Regions from separate parts of the Homo sapiens genome. Here region 1 is linked to region 2. Evidence: chromatin loops called from intact Hi-C (ENCODE). Cell type or tissue: endothelial cell of umbilical vein. All regions are shown on one strand. Links, peaks and the distances in the headings refer to the core of each region. The heading gives the core; the rest is flanking DNA. Region 1 overlaps GPR158 (G protein-coupled receptor 158). Region 2 overlaps LINC00836 (long intergenic non-protein coding RNA 836).

Region 1 (12,599 bases), core at 1,711-9,710, 160 kb before region 2:
ATCAATGTTCATCAAGGATATTGGTCTAAAATTCTCTTTTTTGGTTGTGTCTCTGCCTGGCTTTGGTATCAGAATGATGCTGGCCTCATAAAATGAGTTAGGGAGGATTCCCTCTTTTTCTATTGATTGGAATAGTTTCAGAAGGAATGGTACCAGTTCCTCCTTGTACCTCTGGTAGAATTCGGCTGTGAATCCATCTGGTCCTGGACTCTTTTTGGTTGGTAAACTATTGATTATTGCCACAATTTCAGCTCCTGTTATTGGTCTATTCAGAGATTCAACTTCTTCCTGGTTTAGTCTTGGGAGAGTGTATGTGTCGAGGAATGTATCCATTTCTTCTAGATATTCTAGTTTATTTGTGTAGAGGTGTTTGTAGTATTCTCTGATGGTAGTTTGTATTTCTGTGGGATTGGTGGTGATATCCCCTTTATCATTTTTTATTGTGTCTATTTGATTCTTCTCTCTTTTTTTCTTTATTAGTCTTGCTAGCGGCCTATCAATTTTGTTGATCCTTTCAAAAAACCAGCTCCTGGATTCATTGATTTTTTGAAGGGTTTTTTGTGTCTCTATTTCCTTCAGTTCTGCTCTGATTTTAGTTATTTCTTGCCTTCTGCTAGCTTTTGAATGTGTTTGCTCTTGCTTTTCTAGTTCTTTTAATTGTGTTGTTCGGGTGTCAATTTTAGATCTTTCCTGCTTTCTCTTGTGGGCATTTAGTGCTATAAATTTCCCTCTACACACTGCTTTGAATGCGTCCCAGAGATTCTGGTATGTGGTGTCTTTGTTCTCATTGGTTTCAAAGAACATCTTTATTTCTGCCTTCATTTCGTTATGTACCCAGTAGTCATTCAGGAGCAGGTTGTTCAGTTTCCATGTAGTTGAGTGGCTTTGAGTGAGATTCTTAATCCTGAGTTCTAGTTTGATTGCACTGTGGTCTGAGAGATAGTTTGTTATAATTTCTGTTCTTTTACATTTGCTGAGGAGAGCTTTACTTCCAAGTATGTGGTCAATTTTGGAATAGGTGTGGTGTGGTGCTGAAAAAAATGTATATTCTGTTGATTTGGGGTGGAGAGTTCTGTAGATGTCTATTAGGTCCGCTTGGTGCAGAGCTGAGTTCAATTCCTGGGTATCCTTGTTGACTTTCTGTCTCGTTGATCTGTCTAATGTTGACAGTGGGGTGTTAAAGTCTCCCATTATTAATGTGTGGGAGTCTAAGTCTCTTTGTAGGTCACTCAGGACTTGCTTTATGAATCTGGGTGCTCCTGTATTGGGTGCATAAATATTTAGGATAGTTAGCTCCTCTTGTTGAATTGATCCCTTTACCATTATGTAATGGCCTTCTTTGTCTCTTTTGATCTTTGTTGGTTTAAAGTCTGTTTTATCAGAGAGTAGGATTGCAACCCCTGCCTTTTTTTGTTTTCCATTTGCTTGGTAGATCTTCCTCCATCCTTTTATTTTGAGCCTATGTGTGTCTCTGCACGTGAGATGGGTTTCCTGAATACAGCACACTGGTGGGTCTTGACTCTTTATCCAATTTGCCAGTCTGTGTCTTTTAATTGGAGAATTTAGTCCATTTACATTTAAAGTTAATATTGTTATGTGTGAATTTGATCCTGTCATTATGATGTTAGCTGGTGATTTTGCTCGTTAGTTGATGCAGTTTCTTCCTAGTCTCGATGGTCTTTACATTTTGGCATGATTTTGCAGCAGCTGGTACCGGTTGTTCCTTTCCATGTTTAGCGCTTCCTTCAGGAGCTCTTTTAGGGCAGGCCTGGTGGTGACAAAATCTCTCAGCATTTGCTTGTCTGTAAAGTATTTTATTTCTCCTTCACTTACGAAGCTTAGCTTGGCTGGATATGAAATTCTGGGTTGAAAATTCTTTTCTTTAAGAATGTTGAATATTGGCCCCCACTCTCTTCTGGCTTGTAGGGTTTCTGCTGAGAGATCCGCTGTTAGTCTGATGGGCTTCCCTTTGAGGGTAACCCGACCTTTCTCTCTGGCTGCCCTTAACATTTTTTCCTTCATTTCAACTTTGGTGAATCTGACAATTATGTGTCTTGGAGTTGCTCCTCTCGAGGAGTATCTTTGTGGCGTTCTCTGTATTTCCTGAATCTGAACGTTGGCCTGCCTTGCTAGATTGGGGAAGTTCTCCTGGATAATATCCTGCAGAGTGTTTTCCAACTTGGTTCCATTCTCCGCATCACTTTCAGGTACACCAATCAGACGTAGATTTGGTCTTTTCACATAGTCCCATATTTCTTGGAGGCTTTGCTCATTTCTTTTTATTCTTTTTTCTCTAAACTTCCCTTCTCGCTTCATTTCATTCATTTCATCTTCCATTGCTGATACCCTTTCTTCCAGTTGATCGCATCGGCTCCTGAGGCTTCTGCATTCTTCACGTAGTTCTCGAGCCTTGGTTTTCAGCTCCATCAGCTCCTTTAAGCACTTCTCTGTATTGGTTATTCTAGTTATACATTCTTCTAAATTTTTTTCAAAGTTTTCAACTTCTTTGCCTTTGGTTTGAATGTCCTCCCGTAGCTCAGAGTAATTTGATCATCTGAAGCCTTCTTCTCTCAGCTCGTCAAAGTCATTCTCCATCCAGCTTTGTTCTGTTGCTGGTGAGGAACTGCGTTCCTTTGGAGGAGGAGAGGCGTTCTGCGTTTTAGAGTTTCCAGTTTTTCTGTTCTGTTTTTTCCCCATCTTTGTGGTTTTATCTACTTTTGGTCTTTGATGATGGTGATGTACAGATGGGTTTTCAGTGTGGATGTCCTTTCTGTTTGTTAGTTTTCCTTCTAACAGACAGGACCCTCAGCTGCAGGTCTGTTGGAATACCCTGCCGTGTGAGGTGTCAGTGTGCCCCTGCTGGGGGGTGCCTCCCAGTTAGGCTGCTCGGGGGTCAGGGGTCAGGGACCCGCTTGAGGAGGCAGTCTGCCCGTTCTCAGATCTGCAGCTGCGTGCTGGGAGAACCACTGCTCTCTTCAAAGCTGTCAGACAGGGACAGCAGAGGTTACTGCTGTCTTTTTGTTTGTCTGTGCCCTGCCCCCAGAGGTGGAGCCTACAGAGGCAGGCAGGCCTCCTTGAGCTGTGGTGGGCTCCGCCCAGTTGGAGCTTCCCGGCTTCTTTGTTTACCTAAGCAAGCCTGGGCAATGGCGGGCGCCCCTCCCCCAGCCTCGCTGGCGCCTTGCAGTTTGATCTCAGACTGCTGTGCTAGCAATCAGCGAGACTCTGTGGGCGTAGGACCCTCCGAGCCAGGTGTGGGATATAGTCTCGTGGTGCGCCATTTCCTAAGCCCGTCGGAAAAGCGCAGTATTCGGGCGGGAGTGACCCGATTTTCCAGGTGCATCCGTCACCCCTTTCTTTGACTCGGAAAGGAAACTCCCTGACCCCTTGCGCTTCCCAGGTGAGGCAATGCCTCGCCCTGCTTCGGCTCGCGCACGGTGCACGCACCCACTGGCCTGCGCCCACTGTCTGGCACTCCCTAGTGAGATGAACCCGGTACCTCAGATGGAAATGCAGAAATCACCCGTCTTCTGCGTCGCTCACGCTGGGAGCTGTAGGCCGGAGCTGTTCCTATTCGGCCATCTTGGCTCCTCCCTCCTCTATTGTTATCTATTTCACTGAAGATTTTTTTCCTTCCTAACTTGCATCATATTATTGATTTAAGTTTGACTTCACCTTTGTCTGGTGCCTCCTTGATTAGCTTAATAGTTGACCTCCTGAATTCTTTTTCTGGCAACTTAGAGATTTCTTCTTGGTTTGGATCCATTGCTGGTGAGCCAGTGTGATCTTTTGGGGGCATTAAAGAACCTTGTATTGTCATATTACCAGAATTGTTTTTCTAGTTTCTTCTCATTTGGTAGACTATGTCAGAGGGAAGATCTGGGGTGAAAGAGCTGCTGGTCAGTAAAACATGGAACGCTTCATGAATTTGTGTGTCATCCTTGCACATGGGCCATGCTAATGCAGCACACATCAAATGACTTTAGTAGACTGTTATCTTGCTGATGGTATGAAAGCAATGGCAGAAAAAAATCCTACAGATATTAGTTTATATGAAAACTGCTGCCAAAAGGTATTGAAGGAGTAGTCATTGAATCCTACATAGACAATAAGAAGATGATAATTTTTCAGAGTTGAGGCACTGTGGGTGAAAGGAGATAAGGGCCCAGAAACTCACTTGCTTGATCTTCTCTTTTGACTGTCATAAATAACCTCTGAGATGTCTCCACAGAGGCCAGTTTAATAACCAGTAATTAGGGTAAAAAGCAGAGAACAAGGGATCAGAACTGAGTTATAATTCTGGTGTAGCCAGTTGTGTGACCTAGCACAAGTCACTTAGTCTTTTGGGGTCTCAGCTTCTTACTATGTAAGTTAAGAGTATTGACATAGGTATTCTCAACAGCACTTCTCACTTCTGTCATTTCTTGGCAGTTTTAGAGAAATTCCCCAAAATATTTAGATCCACGTTTTCAGCTAGTTCCTGTTAACCCCGTTACCCTCCCAGTGCTTGGCATGGTCAGGGAATGTAATAAATCGCCTGCTTTTAAAAAGCTCTGGACATCCATCTGAGTCCTGTTTTCAAGGAAATTGTAGGCTTACTTTTTTATAAAGAGAGATATTCCAGCAGAGTCATGGCCTCCTTTTCCCTTGTAACCCTGTTGATGGCAATGCCAACTTCCATCAAATTCTCTTTGGCTTTGGTAATGAGATATAGATGTTGGGGGGAAATGACTAATGAGAAAAGGGATCTGGATTTGACTTTGCCTTGGAGGAAATTGCATTTATGTAATTGAATTCACTATAAAGACAGACCTGTGAGTTGCAGAAGGCTGAAACACAATTGACTACTTACATACAAGTTTGAAAACTCACAAAATACGCTTATATATTATTTATGGATACATATAAATGGAACAAACATAGAAAACATGTACTGGATGGCTTTATGTCAGACTTTTTAGTGCTTGCCTCTAGAGAAAGTAGAAGACATGGGACTGTGAAGGGGAATTAGGAAGCTTCTCCTTAATATGGGTAAAGTTTTCAGTTTTTTAAAGACCCATAGTGATTGTAACAAAATTTATACACGTATTAATTTGTGTGGTGTGCAGATGTCAAGGTTATATTAATCTCAATTTCTATTTTTTTTAAACTTAAAAAAAGTAAAATTGTATTTAAAAGTACTTTCAAGAGCTGAGCTGAACTGGAGAAGCTGAGCTGCTAGATGTCAGAGTAACTGGTTAAGGCAACAAGCCGAAATGGAAGAAACAGTCAAGCCCTTCATCACTTAGTATAAGCAAGAGGCTGAACTGAAGAAAGTGCTGTCTTCCCTGCTGTTCCATTTTTCCCCATGGGATGGCACCATGCACAAGGGTCAGATGGGTCAACACAGGCATGGGGAATGTCTCACTGCAGTGGGAGCCCTGAACAAAAGGCTCCTGAAGTCCTGTGGATCCAGGGGTTGGGAGAAGGGCTAGAAATGGAAGAGTACTGAGTCAGAGTGAAGAAAACATCTTTAAGGTCCTCTGTGTGGAAGAACTCTTGGATGGCTTGGATGGAGACAGCTCTGCTAGGAATGCGACATGAGTAAGAGCATGGCTAGCCAGGGAGCCTGAGTCCTTGACTGCAGCCCCCTCTAGCAACTGCAGTACATCAAGACTGTGCACCAGGTGGGGAGGACAGAGTTCCCGTAAAAGGTTTGCCAGGTAAAGTTTTTATAATTGCCTGTGGTTGGGCCTGAAAAATCAGACATAGGTTTTGGTCAGTAGCTGGACTCCTCGAATTCTAATGTTTTTCTGCTACAGAAAGCTGTGTAGCTGAGAAATAGACAATTTAATCAAAATATTTGGAGACTTCGGTACCCTACTTTTTGTAATGAATAGAACACCTAAACAGAAGATCAACAAGGAAACAGTATAAACCAACTAGACCTAGCAGACATCTGTAGAATACTCCTCTAAGATCAGGAATCACACAATGATTTATACTGTTACAACTTCTATTCAACATTGTGCTGGAGATTCTAGCCACAGCAATTAGGCAAGAAAATGAAGAAGAAGAAAAAAAAGGCTTTTACTTTAGAAAGGAAGAAGTAAAACTGTCTCTATTTGCAGATGAAACGATCTTATAGAGAGAAAACTCTAAGGAATGCACAAAAAAAAGATCTTTAGAACTAATAAGTTCAGCAAAGTTGCAGAATACGAGATCAGAATATAAAAGCAATTTAATTTTCTTATACCAGCAATGAACAATCCTAAAATGAAATTAATGAAACAATTCCATTAGAAAAAGAATAAAATATTTACAAATCTAATAAAAGAAGTGCAAGACTATACAATGAAAACTACAAAACATCATTAAAAGGCGTTCAAGAACTACATAAATGGAACTCATGGATTAGAAAACTGAATAGGTTAGCAGTACTCCCCAGATTGATCCACAGATCCAGTGCAAGCCTATGAAAACCCAGCTATCTTTTTGTTAAAATTTCCAAGCTCGTTCTAAAATGTATATGGACACGCAAGGGGCCCAGAATATCTAAAATAATTTCAAAAAGCAGAACAAAATTGGAAGACTCATACTCCCTTACTTCCACCAAACTTACTACAAAGCTGTGCTGATCAAGATAATGTGGTACTGAGATAAGACAGACATGAAGATCAATGGAATAAAATTTAGAGAGTTCCAAAATACATCTTTCCATTTGTGGTCAATTGATAAGCATGTGAAGAATGTTCAATGGGGAAAGAATAGTCTTTTGAATAAATGATGCTAGAAGAACTGGATATCCATAAGCAGAATAATGAGTTGGATCCCTAGTTCATACCACATATAAAATTTAACTCAAAACAGCTCAGAGTCCTAAATGGAAGAGCCAAAACTGTAGAACTTTTAGAAGGAAACATAGATATAAATTTTTATGACCTTGGGGTAAGCAATGGTTTCTTAGATATGACACCAAAATCACAAGTGACAAAAGATGAAATACATAGTTGATCTTTATCAAAGTCAAAAACTATGTTGCAAGTTATACTACCAAGAAAGTTAAAAGAAAGCACACAGAATAAGAGACAATATTTGTATGTCATATGTCTGATAAGGGACTTATATCCAGAATATTACAACTCAATAATAAAAAGACAATTCACCCAACTAAATAGACAAAGGATCTGAATAGACAGTTCTCTGGAGAATATATACAGATAGCCAATAAGCATATGAAAAGATGATCAGCATCATTTCTCATTAGGGAAATGCAAATCAAAACCACAATGTGATAACACTTCACACCCACAAGGATGGCTGTAATAAAAAAGATAGATAAAAAAGATAGGCAATGAGTGTTGGCGAGGAGGTAGAGAAATTGGAAACATCATCCATTGCTGGTAGGAATGTAAAATGGTGCAGTCACTCTCTAAAACAGTTGAAAATTTTCTCAAAATGTTAAGCAGAGTTACCATATGACTCAGCAATGCCATTCCTAAGTATATAACCAAGGGAAATGAAAGCATATGTCCACAAAAACACTTACACATGAATCTTCGTAGCTACATAATTCATAATAGCTCAAAAGTGGAAGCAATTCGCATGTTCATTAACTGATGAATGGATAAACACAATGTATTATATCTATACAGTGGAATATTATTAATAAAAAGGAAAGAAGTAGTGATACATGCTACAGTATATCAGTAGCATACATTGTATGGTACTCTACATTGTATGGATGAACTTTGAAAACATTGTGCTAAATCAAAAAAAGCAATCAAAAAAGACCATGGATTGCATGATTCCATTACTTGAATTGTCCAGAATTAGCACATTTATAAAGACAGAAAGTAGACTAGTCAGTGGCTGCCTGTGGCAGGGGAAGAATGGGGGAATGACTGCTAATCATTATGGGGTTCATTTTTGAGGTGGGGAAATGTTCAAAAATTGATTGTGGTAATTGTACAACTCTGTGACTATACTTCAAATGAATGAATGATATATGAATTACACTGCAATAAAGCTATTTATAAAAGTCATAGTAGGGCCAGGCACGGTGGCTCTCTTCTGTAATCCCAGCACTTTGGGAGGCTGAAGTGGGTGGATCACCTGAGGTCAGGAGTTCGAGACCAGCCTGGCCAACATGATGAAACCCCATCTCTACTAAAATACAAAAATTAGCCAGATGTGGTGGCATGTGCTTGTAAACCTAGCTACTTGGGAGGCTGAGGCAGGAGAGTTGCTTGAACCTGGGAGGCAGAGGTTGTAGTGAGCCAAGATCGTTGCCACTGCACTCCAGCCTGGGCGACAGTCCAATTTTGTCTAAAAAAAAAAAAAAAAAAAAAAAAAAAAGTCATAGCAATTCTGGTTCTAATAACTGAGCAGTTATGTTGAATTGACCTTCCAGCAGATACAACTCTGGAAAATATATAAAAACACAATTATTTGAAAAAACTGAAAAACTATCAAAAGCAGGCAGAAACTAGAAGGGATTTAATCCTTTAATAAAGGAACTGCACTAGGTAGGGGGCTACATTACCTACTCTTTTGCAGAGGGCGCTCCCAGTTTATGTAGTGTGTGAAGACTAGCACTTAAGCAAAAAGCTGCAATCTGTTTGTCTTAAGATGTCAGAGGATAGAGTTTGATCCTGCTAGAGAAGCTGGAAATTGAGGGGGTAAATTATGAAAAGGAGGGGGCCACAGGAGGCGGATGTACTCATCTGGATCCAATCAAGAGACAGAAACTGTACAGTAATTTGGATAGTGGGTTTATGTAAGGAGTTGTTAAACTATGATAGGGCAATAACTGTAAAGATATAAAGAGAACTCAATAATATAAGGCTGAAGGAGCATGCTCAAGAAAGGATAAACTTGGAAAGAGGCTTCCTCTGTAAAGCTGGGGTTCAGACCTTGTTGCAGAAGGTATGTTTGCAGCCCACTGGATGGCAGAGGAATTTGCTGAGTTACATAGGCAGAGCTGGTCCACAGATGCCAGACAATCAAGAAACAACCCCAGTGAAGTAAGATTGATGGACTGGCTTGCAGAGAGACTCAGGGCTTTGGAAGCCCACTCACAGGCTGGGAAGCAATTGGGCAAAGATTACCAGACTGGCAAAAAAGCAAGCCCCAGCTATATGCTGTACAATGTATAGATAAGATAAAAGTAACATGATTGCAAAAGATACAGTCATAAGAAAATTGGAATGGTTATATTAATATCAGACAAAATAGACTTCAAGAAAGGAGATATTCACAGAAAAAAAGAGGGACATGTTATCATGATGATAAAACTCAATTCATCAGGAAGCCATGACAATTCTAAACATATATGCACATAATAATAGAGCTTCAAAATGCATAAAGGAAAAGATAAGACAGAGCTAAAAGGATAGATGAATTCACAGTCAAGTCAGAGATTTTTACACCTTTGTGCAAAATAATGATGATAAATAACAAAACTGTACAAGTGGTATAGACTTAAAAAGATGAACTAATTGATATACACAAAACTACACATTTTTTTAAAGTACGTATGAAATGTTCACCAAGATAACCATATGGTATACCATAAAATGAATCCCTATAAACTTTTTAAAATGGAGATAAAAAAAGAATATCCTATGACTTCAATTTGAATTAAATTAGTAATCAATGATATGTTAACTTAAAAGCCCCAAATATTTGGAAATTAAACAATTTTTAAACAATTAGCGTGTAAAACAAGAAAATGGAAATTAGAAATATTTCAAATGGAATGATAGTGAAAATGTGAGATATCAAAATTAGTAGGATGCAGCCAAAGCAGTGTTTATAGGGAACTTTACAGAATTAAATGCTAACATTAGAAAAAATATGAACTATGATTCTACCCTATGCATCTAGAGAAAGAACAAATCAAACCCCAAACAAGTAGAATAAGGGAAAAAATAAAGTAAGAATCTACTTGAAATCAGACATATAATAGAGAAACCCAAAAGCTGTTATTTTTTAAGTTATAAAGTTGATAAACCTCTGGCAAGACTGATCAAGAAAAAAATGGAATACACAAATTACCAGTATCAGGAATGAAAAAGAAAATATTGCTAGAGATCCTGCAGAGATTAAAAGGATAATAAGCTGGTATTACAATAAAACTTGATGCCAACAAAGTCCACAACTTGGATGAAATGGACAATCTTTTTGAAAAATACAACTTACTAAAATTGACAGAAGAGATAGGAAATTTGAATACACATTTTCATATAAATAAATTTATAATGAAAAGACTTCTCAGAAATAAAGCTATAGACAAAGATATCTTTAGCTATTTCTATTACACATTTAAGAATGGAATAGTGTCAATCTTAACTCTTTCAGAAAATAGAGGAAAAGGAAATACGCCCCAATTCATATTGTTCCAATATCCTGATATCAGCTCATACTACCATACTGACCCTAAAACCTGACCAAGATATAATTAGAAAAGAACATGACAAACAATACCCCTTATGAACATAGAATTAAAATTATCAAAATTCCTTAACAAAGTATTAGAAAATTGGATCTATATATATATAGATATATAGAGAGAGATCCAAGCATTAGATGGGAAGCACTAAAATATTTTTAAAATATACATACAACATAATTGGGTACATTAAAAAACCTGAAGAAATCTTCAGTGTTAGAATTAATAAGTGAATTTGTCAGGGTTCTAGGATATTCCTATATACAGTAGCAAACAACTGGAGAATGAATATTTTAAAATTACATTTACAATAGTACCTAAAAGCACTAAATACATACAAGTAGATTTATTAAAAAATGTGCAAGAAATCTACACTGACAACTAGAATATAGTGTTAAGAGAATATAAAGGAAACCTAAATAGAGAAACACATGATGTTCATGAATTAAGTGGTGTCAGTTCTCTTCAAATTGTTCTGTAGAATCATTGTAATTGTAATCAAAACCCCAGCGGGCTTTTCTTTTAGTAATTTACAAGTTTAGTCTAAAATTTATATAGAAAATAAATGATGCAAACTAGCTAAGTCAGTGTTTTAAAAGAACAAAGCTAGAGGATTTATACTATGGAATTTCAAAAATTACTCTAAAGTTACAGGACTTAATACAGTGTTAATTGGCCTAAGGAGAGAGAAATAGATCAATGGGACAAAATAAAGCAACCAGAAATATATCTACACATATACTGTCAATTGACTTGTTATGGAAGTTTCAAGGTAATTCAACAGGGAAAGTAAAGTCTTTTCAACGAACGGTGCTGAAACAACTGGATAAATATATGGGAGGAAGTAACAACCAGGTTAGGCAACAATTTGAGAGCATACGGCCAGGCATGGTGGCTCACGCGTGTAATCCCAGCACTTTAGGAGGCTGAGGCAGGCGGATCACGAGGTCAGGAGATCCAGACCGTCCTGCTAACACGGTGAAACCCTGTCTGTACTAAAAATACAAAAAATTAGCCGGGCGTGGTGGCGGGCACCTGTAATCCCAGCTACTCAGGAGGCTGAGGCAGGAGAATCACTTGAACTCGGGAGGCGGAGGTAGCAGTAAGCCGAGATTGCACCATTGCACTCCAGCCTCGGTGACAGAGCGAGACTCCTCAAAAAAAAAATCAATTTGAGAGTATATACAAATCAATGGACATAAAAGATAAAGTGAATAATTTGGAATTCATAGAAAGACTTCTTATCAAAAAGCATCTTTTGGAAGCCTCTCATTGCAGGGATCGGGGAGTGGCAAGTTGGATTGGAGGTTGCCCCCGTTACTCAGATATTGCCTTTACTTGTGCTTCATTATTTTACTCTCAGATACAAGTACAAGATAAAAGCGCAATATAAAGGTTACTAATAAAAAACAATGCCAAGAAATTGTGGTGAGACACATGAACACCCAAATCACTTAGATGTGAAGATTGAGATGGGGTTAAAGGAAACAGGAATACTATGCCTTGGCCTGAGAAAAGTCACTCTCACGACAGCCTTTTTCATTCCTGGCCACTGGGACCATGGCCTGATCTTTCACTTTCAAGTTTCCCTCTGTTTTGAGTAGCAGGCCTTGGTTCCAGTGCCTAGACCTGCCCCGTTCTGCCCATATTTTTCTCTTGCTCCCCTAACAACTGCCAAGCAACCAACAATTGTTTTCATATATTTTTGTCTCACTTTTCCATCCGTTTGATTAGGAAAATTAAAACCTACTGGCCTTTCGTATCTTACTGCTTTAGTTTGTCACCACTGAAAATGTCTAGACTCATCCTCTCCCCCTTTTGCCTCCTCAGCCCTTCTGCTTCTTATAGGTTGTAGGTGGGGAGGCGGGAGATGGGTGGCAGCTGAAGATCTTTGTCGTCCTTATACTTCTGAGATGGTCTCCTCATGAGCTGAAGTGGAACAGTAACTGTGTGGCTTCTTCAATAAGATAATACATGAGAAAAGTGAAAAGTGTTATTAAAAAAACAAACACAGAACTCCAAGGGCTTTCCCAATATGTGGGCATATTTTAATGCCAGCGTGAATCTGGTTACGGCACCAAGAAGGCGGTAGTCACTCAGTCTCACAAAGGAACACACACTCTTTGATTCTGTTTCTGTGAAGTGTAAGAGCAGCTCAAAATGACCTGTA
Region 2 (12,599 bases), core at 1,525-9,524:
TAGAATCCCATGATCTGCCGTCTGCAAGCTGGAGATCCAGGAGAGTCAGTGGTGTAATTAAGTCCCAGTTCAAAGCGCCAGGGGAGCCACTGCTGCTAAGCCCAGTCTAAGGGCAGGAAAGGTGGAATGAGATGTCTCAGCTCAGATAGTGAGGCAGAAATAAAAGGGGGCAAGTTATTCCTCCCTCTGCCTTTTGTGCTCTTTGGGCCCTCAGTGGACTGGATGGCGCCCACCTGCCTTGGGCAGAGCCATCTGCTTTACTGAGTCCACTGATGCTACTGCTAATCTCATCTGGAGCACCCCCACAGACACACCCAGAAATAAGGCTTAATCTGGGCACTGCATGACCTGGTTAAGTTAATACGAAAATTAACTTCACAGCCAGTTCATAGCATGTAGCCTTGGACAAGTTACTTAACCTCTCTGTGCCTCCATTTCTCCACTTGTGAAACTGGCATAATAACAGTATATATCTCATAATGTTGATCTAAACATTAAATTAGTTAATACAAGGCTGGGCATGGTGGCCTACACCTGTAATTCCAACACTTTGGGAGGCCAAGGGGAGCAAATCACTTGAGCCCAGGACTTCAAGATCAGCCTGGGCAACATGGTGAAACCCCATCTCTACAACAACAACAAAAATACAAAAATTAGCCGGGTATGGTGGCATGCACCTTTAGTTCCAGCTACTCAGAAGGCTGGGGCCAGAGAATTACCTGAGCCCTGCAGGTTGAGGCTACAGTGAGCCCTGATGGCACCATTACACTCCAGCCTCGGCAACCCTGTCCCCAAAAAAGAAAAAAAATTAGTTAATACACATAAAGCTTTAGAAAAGTGTCTGTCAAACAATATATGATCGGTATGTATTATTATTAAATGACGATTACTCGTTGGATTGCTCATTAAAAGACTTGAAAAAAATGCATCCAGAGTAGATCCTGGAAATCTACATTTAAAATAATTATTGCTAATAATTCTGATGCCATTGGCTCATGGTATCACCATTTGAGAGCTGGTCATCTAATAGGACCATTCATTTGAGTTTAGGAAGAAATGTTGGTATTCTACTTCTATCAGCTTTCTTTATCAGAAAATAGAAAATTTATTTTACAGTATTTAAAATAGTAGCTGATGCTGGGGCCTTCATTAGTCTATGATTTAGATATCTTCTAGGGATTTCCAGGAATTTCCTATAAAGTAGGAAAGGGAATCTCACAAGTAGGAGCTGATGGTGGTCCCTGCCCCAGTGATCTTTCAGTGCACAGTGATGCATTGCAATTTGCATTCATGCTGAATGAAATGAATTTATGGATTATATTTATCTAATTATAGATCATTACAAAAGAAACAATTGACTTGAAAAGATTTTTGCTAAAAATGTATACATCCATGACAATGCTAACAATTTCAGCAAAAGTGAAGAAGAAAATGACATTACCATTTGTCTTTGTTTTTGCACGATCCCTCTGCCAACCACATCTTCAATAAAAGCAATCTTCATATAATCAATCTGACCAAAAAAAGAGGCCGCCAAAAGTGCTTTTATCAAGAATACTGTTTGAAATGTTAATGGTCTCATTGATAATTATTTCATCCCAAGTATACATTATGCTGTGATCTATTAAAGAATTTCTCCAGTGCATTAAGAAAGTTTGGTGAGTGGCTGGCACAGTGGTTCACGCCTATAATCCAGCACTTTGGGAGGCTGAGACAGGCGAATTGCTTGAGCCCAGGAATTCAAGACCAGCCTGGGCAACATAGGGAGACCCCATCTCTATTAAAAATAAAAATAAAAATAAAAACCTAGCCAGGCATGGTGGTGCATGCCTTTGGTCTTAGCTACTTGGGAGGCTTAGGTGGGAGGATAGCTTGAGCCCAGGAGTTCAATGCTACAGAGAGCTATGATCATGTCACTGCACAAGAGCCTGTCTCAAATAAATAAATAAATAAATAAATAAATAAATAAAATAAAAGTTTGGAAAGCATTAGAGTAAATTTTGAGATTCAAAATTATCTTTGTTACCCAGTCAATTCACATGTACAGAGATCAATAACAAAAGTAAAAAGTTGTCTTTTTAATTTGGGAAAAAAATGATCATCTCACTAGAAGTAAATTAAAGTGTACCACACAATCTAAAAGATCTCATGTTTTTTAAATGAAGTTGTTTCCTTGGAGCATAAATAAAATTAAAACCAATTACTCAATCTGAGCCCAGTTGCAATTGACTTCTCCTTTCTGTTTGTCCTTAAGATGCCTGTATAACAAAGCAAATTCATGAGATATCTGAGTATATTTTCCCTGGGTGGTAGTTGATTTCCACTCAGCTTTGGGAGATGACTCAACAAAACAAAATTTGTGGGGTAAAGAAGACTTAAATAAACAACAGATAAAAATTGATGGGATTGACGTCTCACTGTAAGCCAAATAGAATTTCTGCAGACCAAATGGTTTTGAAAGGCATTTACCATGTCGTGTGTAACTCTCTGTAATTATATCTGGGAGTCATCATTTCACTTTCATGCTCATTGTCAAATGAACATCAGCCTCCAGTTTAACACTGTGTGGAGGAGGGGTCAGAGAGAAAAATTCTTGGGTTTTTTTATGGTAGGGAAATTATCATGTATCCACATTGCTCAGACCTTTACAGAACATGTAAGTTACTTTGGACCTGAGCTTTGATATTTGTACTTTATGACATTTACTAATGACTCAAAAACATACAGTGTGCTCCTGAACTTTTAAATCATGGATATGTCTTCTGTTCTGTAGTACTACACTAACTACAGTAACCTGCCTACAAAAATTAAATATTGGTTCATGGTTATAATTACAGGCATAAGCTTAAGGCAGTGAAGCTTAAAATTAAGTTGAATCATATGAAATGCCATTATTTGGAAGCCAGAAATGGTAAAAATCATCAACTCTGGAGACAAGCAATCCTAAACTCTGGTTGGTCCTGCCAATGCTGGTGAATGGCTCCACTCCAGTCTAGGGGTGCCCGGCTCCAAAGACAGCTCCTAAACTCTGAATGTTGTACCTGCATTTAAGAGCCTCGTAAAAGTACCATTTCTAACACTCTAGTTTTAGCTACTGTAGTTAGTGTAGAGGGCTAAAATCCTCATGCGCTGCATTTAATTACATGAGAAACTTTCTGCAAAGAGAAGTTGAACTCTAACTTACAAAGTCTTTCAAATGCAATATGTAGTATTCATTTCCCCAAAGATATCTATGCTCATCAAGGTCCAGAAATTTGTAAATTTAGAGAAATAAAATTGACATATGAGTATACAGACCACAACTTAAGCAAACAAATGAATTTTTCCTTCAAGATAGACTCTGTGGGAGCCTGTACATTTATTCTCAAGATGAGGTTATTATTCAAAGTATAGTTGGTGCCCCTGTTGGTATCACTCTAAGAGAGAGTTTATAAAAAGCGTCCTCATTATCTTATAGTCACAGCTCATAAATCTGTTCACCTTGGGGTGATCAAATGAGAGGCTGGCAGGATATCAATCTGTGTTTTCAATACTGTGTATTTGAATAGCGATGAAAACACCAAGAGGTATGACCACTTTGTCAGAATTGAAAGGAAGGCTTCCTAGAGCTAAAAACCCTGGGCTGAATCCCAGGAAGCCTTATGGATTGGTTTAGTAGGATAATTATGTGGCTATTCACTGGTAAGTGAAAAGAGGAGAGAAATAAGCACGAAAAAGTCATAATAAATGTGATCGGATTTTGGTGTTTGGTATCTATCCCATCTATTTTCTAAGAAATTCTTAAATTCTGCTATATGATTTTATAAAAATTCTCTAATGTTTGAACATGAAACAGCCTAAGTGTCTTTGACTCTGTCGGATCAGTCCCCTCCAAGCTTTCTGTGTTTGAGGGACTTTTCCTGCTGGTGATCCCCAGGAGGTACCTTTCCACAGGGACTCACACAGCAGCATATCTGTGTACTCTATCCAGCTGTTCCTGTTAATAAGAGATAAAATTGAGACATAGAAGGTGAACCCTTTTTATTTCCTTTCCCTTCTGGAAATTGCAGCACCCAGTGTGCCCTGAGTGTCAGTGTTCTATGCTTAGCGAGTCACTAAAAGCACAATTCACAGCCTCCCATCAACAGCAGCTCTTGTCCCGGCTTCTCGGATGATTCCCATGAACTTGGCATTCAACCTAAGGGTACAGAGTCATAAACCAGAGTTGGCTCTTTTCTTGGAGTGTTTCTTTTGTTTGATTTTTGTTTGAGACAGAGAGTCTCACCCTGTCACCCAGGCTGGAGTGCAGTGGTGCGATCAGGGCTCACTGCAGCCTCAATCTCTTGGGCTCAAGTTCCCATGTAGCTGGGATTCCCAAGTAGCTGGGACCACAGGCACATGCTACCATGCCCAGCTAATTTTTTTTTTTTTAATTTTTAGTAGAGATGAGGTCTCCTTATGTTGTCCAAGCTGGTCTTGAACTCCTGGGCCCAAACCACCTGCCGGCCTTGGCCTTCCAAACTGCTGGGATTATAGGCACGAACCACTGCGCCTGGCCAGGGGTGTTTCTTTTGTACCATCATCTATTTGAGCGAATCTCCATGCAGATGACAAGACCCACGATTCTGTCTCACAGAAACCTTCAGATTAAGCCCAACCCAGTTAGATTTTAATGTCAGTTTTTATTGATCTGTAGTAGAGAGGCTGATAAATTTTCCCAATAAAACCTTGTTCCTGAAGCCTCTTTCATATTCCTGATCTTCTACACCAGATGTTCTTAAACGGTTTCTCTCTCCACACCACAGGGTAACCTGACAAGAAAGATGGAATTAGAGCAGCTCAGGAAATGTGCCTAGACTCTCACCTCTTTTAGTTGTGTAACTGCCAACACTGTGGCCACATTACTGATGAAGGTGCCTTGCATGGAAGTGTCATCTGTTAGGTGTGTTAAAGAGAAAAGAGGCTAAGAATAATTGACACCAAAACCCACTGAGTTTAAAGGATGTAAGATGACACCCAGATGCCTGAGAGGGCTGATAAATACAGGCACTATATTCTAAGAGTTCCAGAGCTGGCAGTCCTGGATTGCAGGAGGGCCACTCACCACTACTGTCAGGTCCAACTTATCTTCAGGATTGCTTGACTCCAGAGCTGGTTTTTGACCAATTCTGGCCAACCAAACTGGGAATTTCACAAGGTACAGCTTAATGAAGCTCTGTTGCCTGAAGTTTGTCTTTTGTGCCCGCTTGGTGCTCCAGGTATTTTCTGGTCTTACACCAACCTTCTCCAAATATTGCCAGTTGTTGAGTGGCCTCTTGCTGGATCCTCTAGTGCACATTGTCCTTGAACTCTCTTCCTTTTACTGCGTTAAAATCCACAGCTCTCCAGTTAGGGATCATGCTTAGGTGTTGCTGCAGCTTCATGCGTTATTCAGCTTCCCCTCTTAGAGCACAATGGAACCCAAAGGAATCCACAGTAAGAGAATTTTTTAGAGTAAGGAAAGCAGAGAGGATAGCTTTGCATAGATCTGGAGTGATAGGACACCTTTCTTGGCCCTCAATTCTAATCTAGCCAAGTGGCTGCCTACCTTATCTAGACATACGACTGTCTTTTCATAAGGCCTTCTTGTGGTGATTAGGAAACTGGAGAAGATATTACATTGTTCTCCAGGCCACACTCAAGATGTGTCTATTTTTGTTACTCGTTTTGCAACGGCTTTAAATAGCATACCTTGGGAGGCATTTTGAGATCAAGGAGTTTACCTTTGAAATAATGTATCTTCTTTATCAGCAGTGGGGCCACTTTCTGGCACAAGATACGTGCTGTTATGATATTGCAATCCACTGGGATAAAAATAATTCATGATGTCAGACCCTCATCCCAGGAGTGCTGCCCTCTTGAGGTCATCTTCCAGGAGGGGAGGTAGGGTGGGCCAGGCCCGGAGCCTCCGCAGAGACAGAAATAGAGTGCTAATGGCCTTCAGCGACACGGACAAGAGTGGGAAGTGGACAGATATATTTATCAAGAGAAACGGCTCCAAGCATCTGCTAAGTCCCCATTCTCCTCTTTTTCCCAGGTCTATTTCTGGCATCTCTTTCCACAGCACAGGCAGCCTTGCAGAATGAAAAGTATTTCTCCCACCTGCCCTGGCCTCTGCCCTGGCTCTGAAAGAGGCAGGCTGTGAATGATGGTTGTCAGTGTCTGGAGTTTTCACTGAAAAACAGTCCCCTGAAATGGAAAGACACACAGAGGGGAGTGATCTCATCGCCACTGATTTTTCCCAACTTTCAGTTTTGTATCTCCATGGTGGAACTCGATACAGCAGCATCCCTCAGTGGTTCCAGCCCAGAAGTGCAAGGGGAAGCCGGCTGCCTGTTCATGAATTCTGTAGCTCAAAAAGCAGAGGCCGAGAAAGCAAAATTTCAAACCTTTGTCAGAAAGGGTGAGACCTTGCTCAGCACGATAGCTGAGAACAGCTTCCTCCTTCAATGCTGGTCTCTCTATACTGACAGTTGACAGCTGATGATCCCACATTCTCAGTCATGCGAATGACCTCACCTGAGCACCAGTTTGTAACGGATGTTTAAGAGGAAAGCAAGGGAATTAAATGCTGCACAGGAATTTGGCACTTCTGTATAGAAATAGAAAAACTAAATGAAACTTATAGTACCTTCCACTCAACTAAGATTCTTGTGAAGCAAAGTATATCTGGGAAAATATAGTAATATGGTTATTTTGTGTTCATAGTGTGTGACTCTACTTATAAGCACTTTTTAATCATTATAATCAATCACTTTAAAGATCTTAGAGGGAACTTATTAATCAAAATTTAAGCCTTCTTTAAAAAAAAAAAACTTCCCATATACTAATTTTGCACAGAAGCAAAAGATTAGATTGGGATTCTGCCTGTTGTGGAGAGACAAAGACAAGAGTGCTCCAGATTTCTGTGTTTGTGTTTTTACTTCATACTTTCAATGCGTCCGCAAGAATAGACTTGTGTTTCTCTTCTTAATACACAATGGTTAGAGCTCACAGAATGTAAGTAAGAGATTCTTTGAATTGCACAATAAGCCAAGGAACTTTCCCAGCTACCGGGAGGCTGAGGTGGGAGGATTGCTTGACCCCAGTGGGTGGAGATTGCAGTGAGCAGAGAACACATCACTGTCACTCTAGCTTGAGTCACAGAGCAGGACCTTGTCTCAAAAAGCAAACAAAAAGCTGGGTGCAGCAGCTCATGCCTGTAATCCCAGTGCTTTGGGAGGCTGATGTGGGAGGATCACTTCAGACCAGAAGTTCGAGGCCAGCCTGGCCAACAAGGTAAAACCCTGTCTCTACTGAAAATACAAAAAATTAGCCAGGTGTAGAGTGGCACATGTCTGTAATCCCAGCTACTCATGAGGCTGAGGCACCAGGATCACTTGAACTGAGAAGGCAAAGGGTGCAAAGAAACAAACAAACAAAACACACAAGCCAAGAAACTTGACCCCAGTGTTTGGGTCTATCTCTAAAAATTCTGACTGAATAAGTTGCCCACTTTTCAGATAGGTGCCCAAGCTCATTTTGTGCTTCTCTAACAGAATGCTGAGACTGGGTAATTTATTACAAAGAGAAATGTATTGGCTCACAGTTCTGGAGGCTGGAAAGTTCAAGACCAAAGTGCCAGCATCTGGTGCAAGTGCAAGCGTCTGTGCTGCATCCTCACATGGTGGAAGGCAAGAAGGCAAGATGGGGTGGAACTTGCCCTTTTATAAGGTACCAGTTCCACCCATGAAGGTAGAGCCCTATGGCCTAACCACCTCTTAAGGGTCTTACCTCTTTATACTCCTACAATAAGAATTAAATTTCAGCATGAGTTGTGGAAGGGACAAACATTAAAATGACAGCAATAAGGGAGAGGACCCCTCTCAAGGAGATGAGGGAAACATTTACTATTCACGTTTTCAACTCTACCTGGCCAGGAGATTCCAACACTGCAGCTTCTGGTGACTAAAGAGCAACCTAATAGAGAAACTACCAAGGAAAGCTAAGTGGTTTCCAAACAAGTTCTCTCAAGGTGACACCTGATGTGGTTCTAAAATATCTCAGCTTTTGCAGGTTTTAAAATATGACTTGTCAATTTCCCAGGCGTGGTCTGACTCTTGGGGCCAGAGTTGCATTGATGGCACTTGAGAGACTAATACATAATCCAGAGCTCCAAATGTACACTGTGAAATAAAACTGCCAAGGTGAGCTAGAAATGTTCTTTCTGCCTTCTCTCTTTGTATAAAAGCCACATGAAAAGAGGGTTTATAGTTGGAAGCTGTTTGGTGATCATGGAATGAAAGTGTGGGTGTGGAGGAGAAAAAATGATCTGCAAGGCTAATATCACTGAGCTGTAGTAATCTGGCTCACCTGTCTTGACTGGAACATGCCTGCCAAGCATTCTGGTTGGGTTCCCTAGAAGCACATGGACTCTGAGACAAGGATTCACGTGAAAGTGATTTTTCAGAATGTATTACCAGGAAAAACTGGTAGGTGAGTGGGGAAGTGGAACAGGAATGGGAAGTGAGGTAAGCAAGGCTGAATTACCAGGTGAAGTCTCCAGGAAGGTGAGTTTGGCTCAACCTCACAGGAGAGCTTTGAAGGTAGAGCAGTTCCCACATCAAACTGTCCCATTAGGGGTAAGAGAACTGGAGTACTTATACTCCAGCACACAGAGCCACTGGATAAGAGTCACCCATGTGTGCAGAAAGCAGACTCTGGCAACCTTCACCCAAGTCGGCACTGGCCCAGGCACAGGACTCAAAGAGGTACAGGTGCTGGCTGTTGGAAGTGAAAGCATAGTGGAAAACCAAGTGCACACAATGGCATGAATCCGCGGGATGCGCACTGACCTGTGGGGATGCACCTTGATGTGGTTGGCTGCCTCCCTGCTGGAAGGCCCCTGCATCCTCCCCCAGACTGTTGTCGATGCCCTGTCACAAGCCTTGTCTCAACCAACCTCCCATCTTGAGCACCCGCTAAAGGCCATTCCCTTCCTTAGCTTTGTCCTGGTCTCTGAACTTTGGCATTCATAGTCTATATCCACCCTTTTATCAAATATAACTTAGGATGACTTTGTTTACATATGGTTGAGCTTGGCTTTTGCATGTCCACATACTCTTATTTTATACTCCCAGTAAAACCTTAATATTACCCCAGGTACTTATAGCTTACATTGCATAAAGAAAGAAGAAAGTAGGAAGAAAGGAAATCAGGAATTACATAGATAACAAGGCTGTGTAGTTAGCCACCCCCTCCCCATGTGGGGCCTGAATTACGTGATTGAGGGTGATCAGTCATTTAACTTAAGAAGCTACAATGTTTCATGTAGCTTTCTTGTAGAACAGCTACAGACTCTAAATATTTCATTTTTGACATTGATAGACTAGGAGAGGAAATTATCTCCAGGAAAAATGCCATGCATGACCAGGGTTAATGATATGGAACACACCCCACAAAGATGCTTTGCCTTTGGGTACCAGGACTTCAAATCCTACACAATGAAGGTAGGCAAATTTCTTCTTCCATCAGCCCCAGATGGAGAGCCCAACTTTATGGATAATATTTTATCCCCCTCCTTTCTCTCTCCTAACACACACATTTCCACCCTGTAGCCCACCCCACCCTACCCTGTCTCACTCTTTAATCCTATTTCTATGTAGGATTCTGTTATTTGCATTCCAGAGAAATTTTTTTCCTAACAAGTATAAAGTGAAGAAGCTATTCTTTATGATGAAAGGATACAAATCTTTCTCAACCTAGATGTTTCTAATACTCTTCAGTGAGGGTCTAAAGTGGGAAATGATTTAAATTAGTCTTCAGTGAATTTCTCCCCAGCTTTCTCAACCCAAAGGACAGAGCAGCAACTTAGCTGGTTCTCACAGGATCCAATGTTTGTTTGTTTCAGATCAAAAATGAAACCAAGAGAGAAAAGAAACAGTGCAGTTAGCAAAAAAAAAAAAAAAAAAAAAAAAAAAAAAAAAAAAAAAAAAAGCAGGGATTCTTAATCTTGAGGGTGCGTGAAAATACTGTCGGAAGAGGAGGCATTTCGATCTGCAGCCCTGCCGTGCTGGGTTTCTGAGCTCTGCTGCTCTCTTTCTCTGGGTAACAGGAGACTTGAAGACATCGCCCAGAAGGTAGAGCTTCAAATCCTGTTCTAGGGCCCAGAAGCAGAGGTATGGACCCCACTCCTGAGTTAATTTACTGTATAACATATGGTATTTAAAAACTTTTACTAAAATCTTGTTCCTATGCTTTGTGGTCAATGTCCAGGCTAATTTGGGAATCGGGACTAACCAACTGATCCCACTGGTGAACAGAGAAACTCAAGAGTTCAAGGCAAGGCCTCAAGTCCAGCAAAGTGTAATACCCTTGAAACCCCAAATCCTGGTGGGCACTGGTGCGTCCCACTCAAGGGTCCAGATGCTCATTTTTGCATGGATACACTGTTGAGGATTTTTCTGCCTGGGATGCCTTCCCCCTCCTCCTCACAGCCCATTTTTTTCTCCACACATCATTTCTGAGTCTATAATTCCTATAAAATTTTAATATCCAGCTTAAATGTTCATCTCTCCATAATTCCCCTGTCTGAACCCTTTTTGTCCTTGGTCCAAAATAACTTGAAATGATTTTCTTCTATGGAAATTGTGGGGTTTTTTCCCATTATGTAAGTGCCTTGACTCAATTTGATTTATTACTTCAGCATCTATGTAGTAGCTTTCTGTGCTGTGTGTTCTTCTTCTATAAATGGGGGATGATAACAACAGTACCTTCCTCAGTGAGTTGCAGTGATGTTTAAATGAGTTAACAACATAAATGGCAACAGAACCAGATACATAGTAAATGTCCAAAGAAGTTAGCAATGATGACGATAATGTATATCGTTATAATAACCCCATATACCATTGGTAAATATTTTGGAATGAAAGAATAGGTAAAAATAATTATCAATTACTTTGAAGCATGGGTGACTTGAACACCCAGGCCCAAGTTCCAGACTCCCCTGAGGATTGCTTCATCATCACTGGGCTCACCTAGAGTCTGGGAGTCTCTGTTGTTAGGTTCATGCAAGATCTCCAGGTCTTGCATGCTTGTTAGATAAAACCCCACATAGGGTTAAACAGAAGACCCAAAGACAGGGAACTCTTCTCAGAAGGAAAGAAAATTGCCATTAGTTTTATTGCTGTGGTTTCTGCTGCTGTGGATGTTTTTTAAATTATCTAATTTTGAGAGCCTGGGAAATGACAAAGAGCCCGGCTGTCCAATTATAACACTGGTTGTGTAAACCCAGGAGACTTGGAGTCTCTTAAAATTTGTGTAAAGAAGGGCTGATCATAATCACAATACATCACCACTGATGTGTTTTGTTTGCATGGTATCATTTGGTTCTAGTGATTTTTTCCTGCATTATTCTAGGTGACATGCTATCTCTCCATCAAAACAGGGAAGTGAAGCCTTGGAGGGAATATAGTAATCTGCATTTCTCTTGTATCCATTCTTTCATAGGACTTCACAGACCACTGGATCTCACGCTTTGGTGAGAGCATCTCATGAGGACTTTGCTATCAAAGCAGATTTTAGAACCCATCCGCAGGCGTTCAGACTCAGTGTCTCTGCCTCGAAATAGGCATTTTAAACAAGATCCTTAGGTTTTTCTAAGGCAGGCATCTTCTGGTCCTTGTATTTCAAAACATTGCTTTTTATGGACATATAGGAATACACAGAGGCATACATGCAGTTTAACTGGAAAAATATTAAGTTTAACTGTCATTTATACATTCATTACAACATATTTCATTCACCAAATATTACCAAAACTTAGGATGTGCAATAAAGATTCAGAGTAAAAAAAAGTCCCTCCCATCATGGAGCTTAAATTCTTACTGGTTAGAAACAATTCATCAACAAATAAATGCACATCCACTTATACATGTGCATGTATGTTTGTTTATTATATATGTAATATGACATCATATACACTAAAGGTTATATATGTGTAGTATGGCATTCTATATAGTATATACTATATAGACAATATATACATATACTATATACTATATTTACTATATATATTATATATAGGCTATATAATATATACTATATAGTATATGCTATATATACTCTATATTACATGTAGTGTAGATACTATATTAATACTATAACATAACAAATATAATACTGTTTTATAGTATATTTATATATTATATATAGTATATTATAGGTACTAGTATAGTACATTATATTAGTATGATATATAGTATGTTAATACAGTAAATTATATATAATATAGTATAGAATACTATAATACTATATATAGAATACTATATATACTACATAGAATACTATAAGATTAAATACTATATATTATAATGTAGTATGCTATATATCCTATACTATATATAATATTATATACTACTATATATAGTTTATACAGTATATATGTTGTATGCATACTATATATACAGCATATATAACATAGTATATATTATAGAGTGTATATATACAGCATATACAATATGTATATATGTATAGTATATATGTTGTTTATACTATATATAGTTATTATTCTTGTATTAATACATTATATTAGACTTTACATA

What was found. A loop is a pair of places that touch in the nucleus more often than their neighbours do. Peaks named below come from ENCODE experiments on the same cell type or tissue, not always from the same donor. Only the 100,000 strongest peaks of a DNase experiment are listed, where the experiment ranks them.
Region 1: a loop joins it to region 2, with 16 times the contacts of the local background. A loop is called at or near these places in 3 of 110 quality-filtered maps.

The regions. Positions count from the first base shown.
Region 1 is chr10:25,517,798-25,530,396 of GRCh38, forward strand. All of the region lies in intron 5 of GPR158 (G protein-coupled receptor 158), which reads left to right. Among named protein-coding and RNA genes, the nearest start is that of LINC00836, 130 kb to the right of the region's middle. In endothelial cell of umbilical vein, for the core only: a CTCF peak has its summit at 5,351; DNase peaks (open chromatin) are centred at 4,714 and 5,354.
Region 2 is chr10:25,676,466-25,689,064 of GRCh38, forward strand. The region is part of intron 1 of LINC00836 (long intergenic non-protein coding RNA 836); the gene reads left to right. Among named protein-coding and RNA genes, the nearest start is that of LINC00836, 31 kb to the left of the region's middle. In endothelial cell of umbilical vein, for the core only: a CTCF peak has its summit at 6,318; no DNase peak of the experiment used is centred there.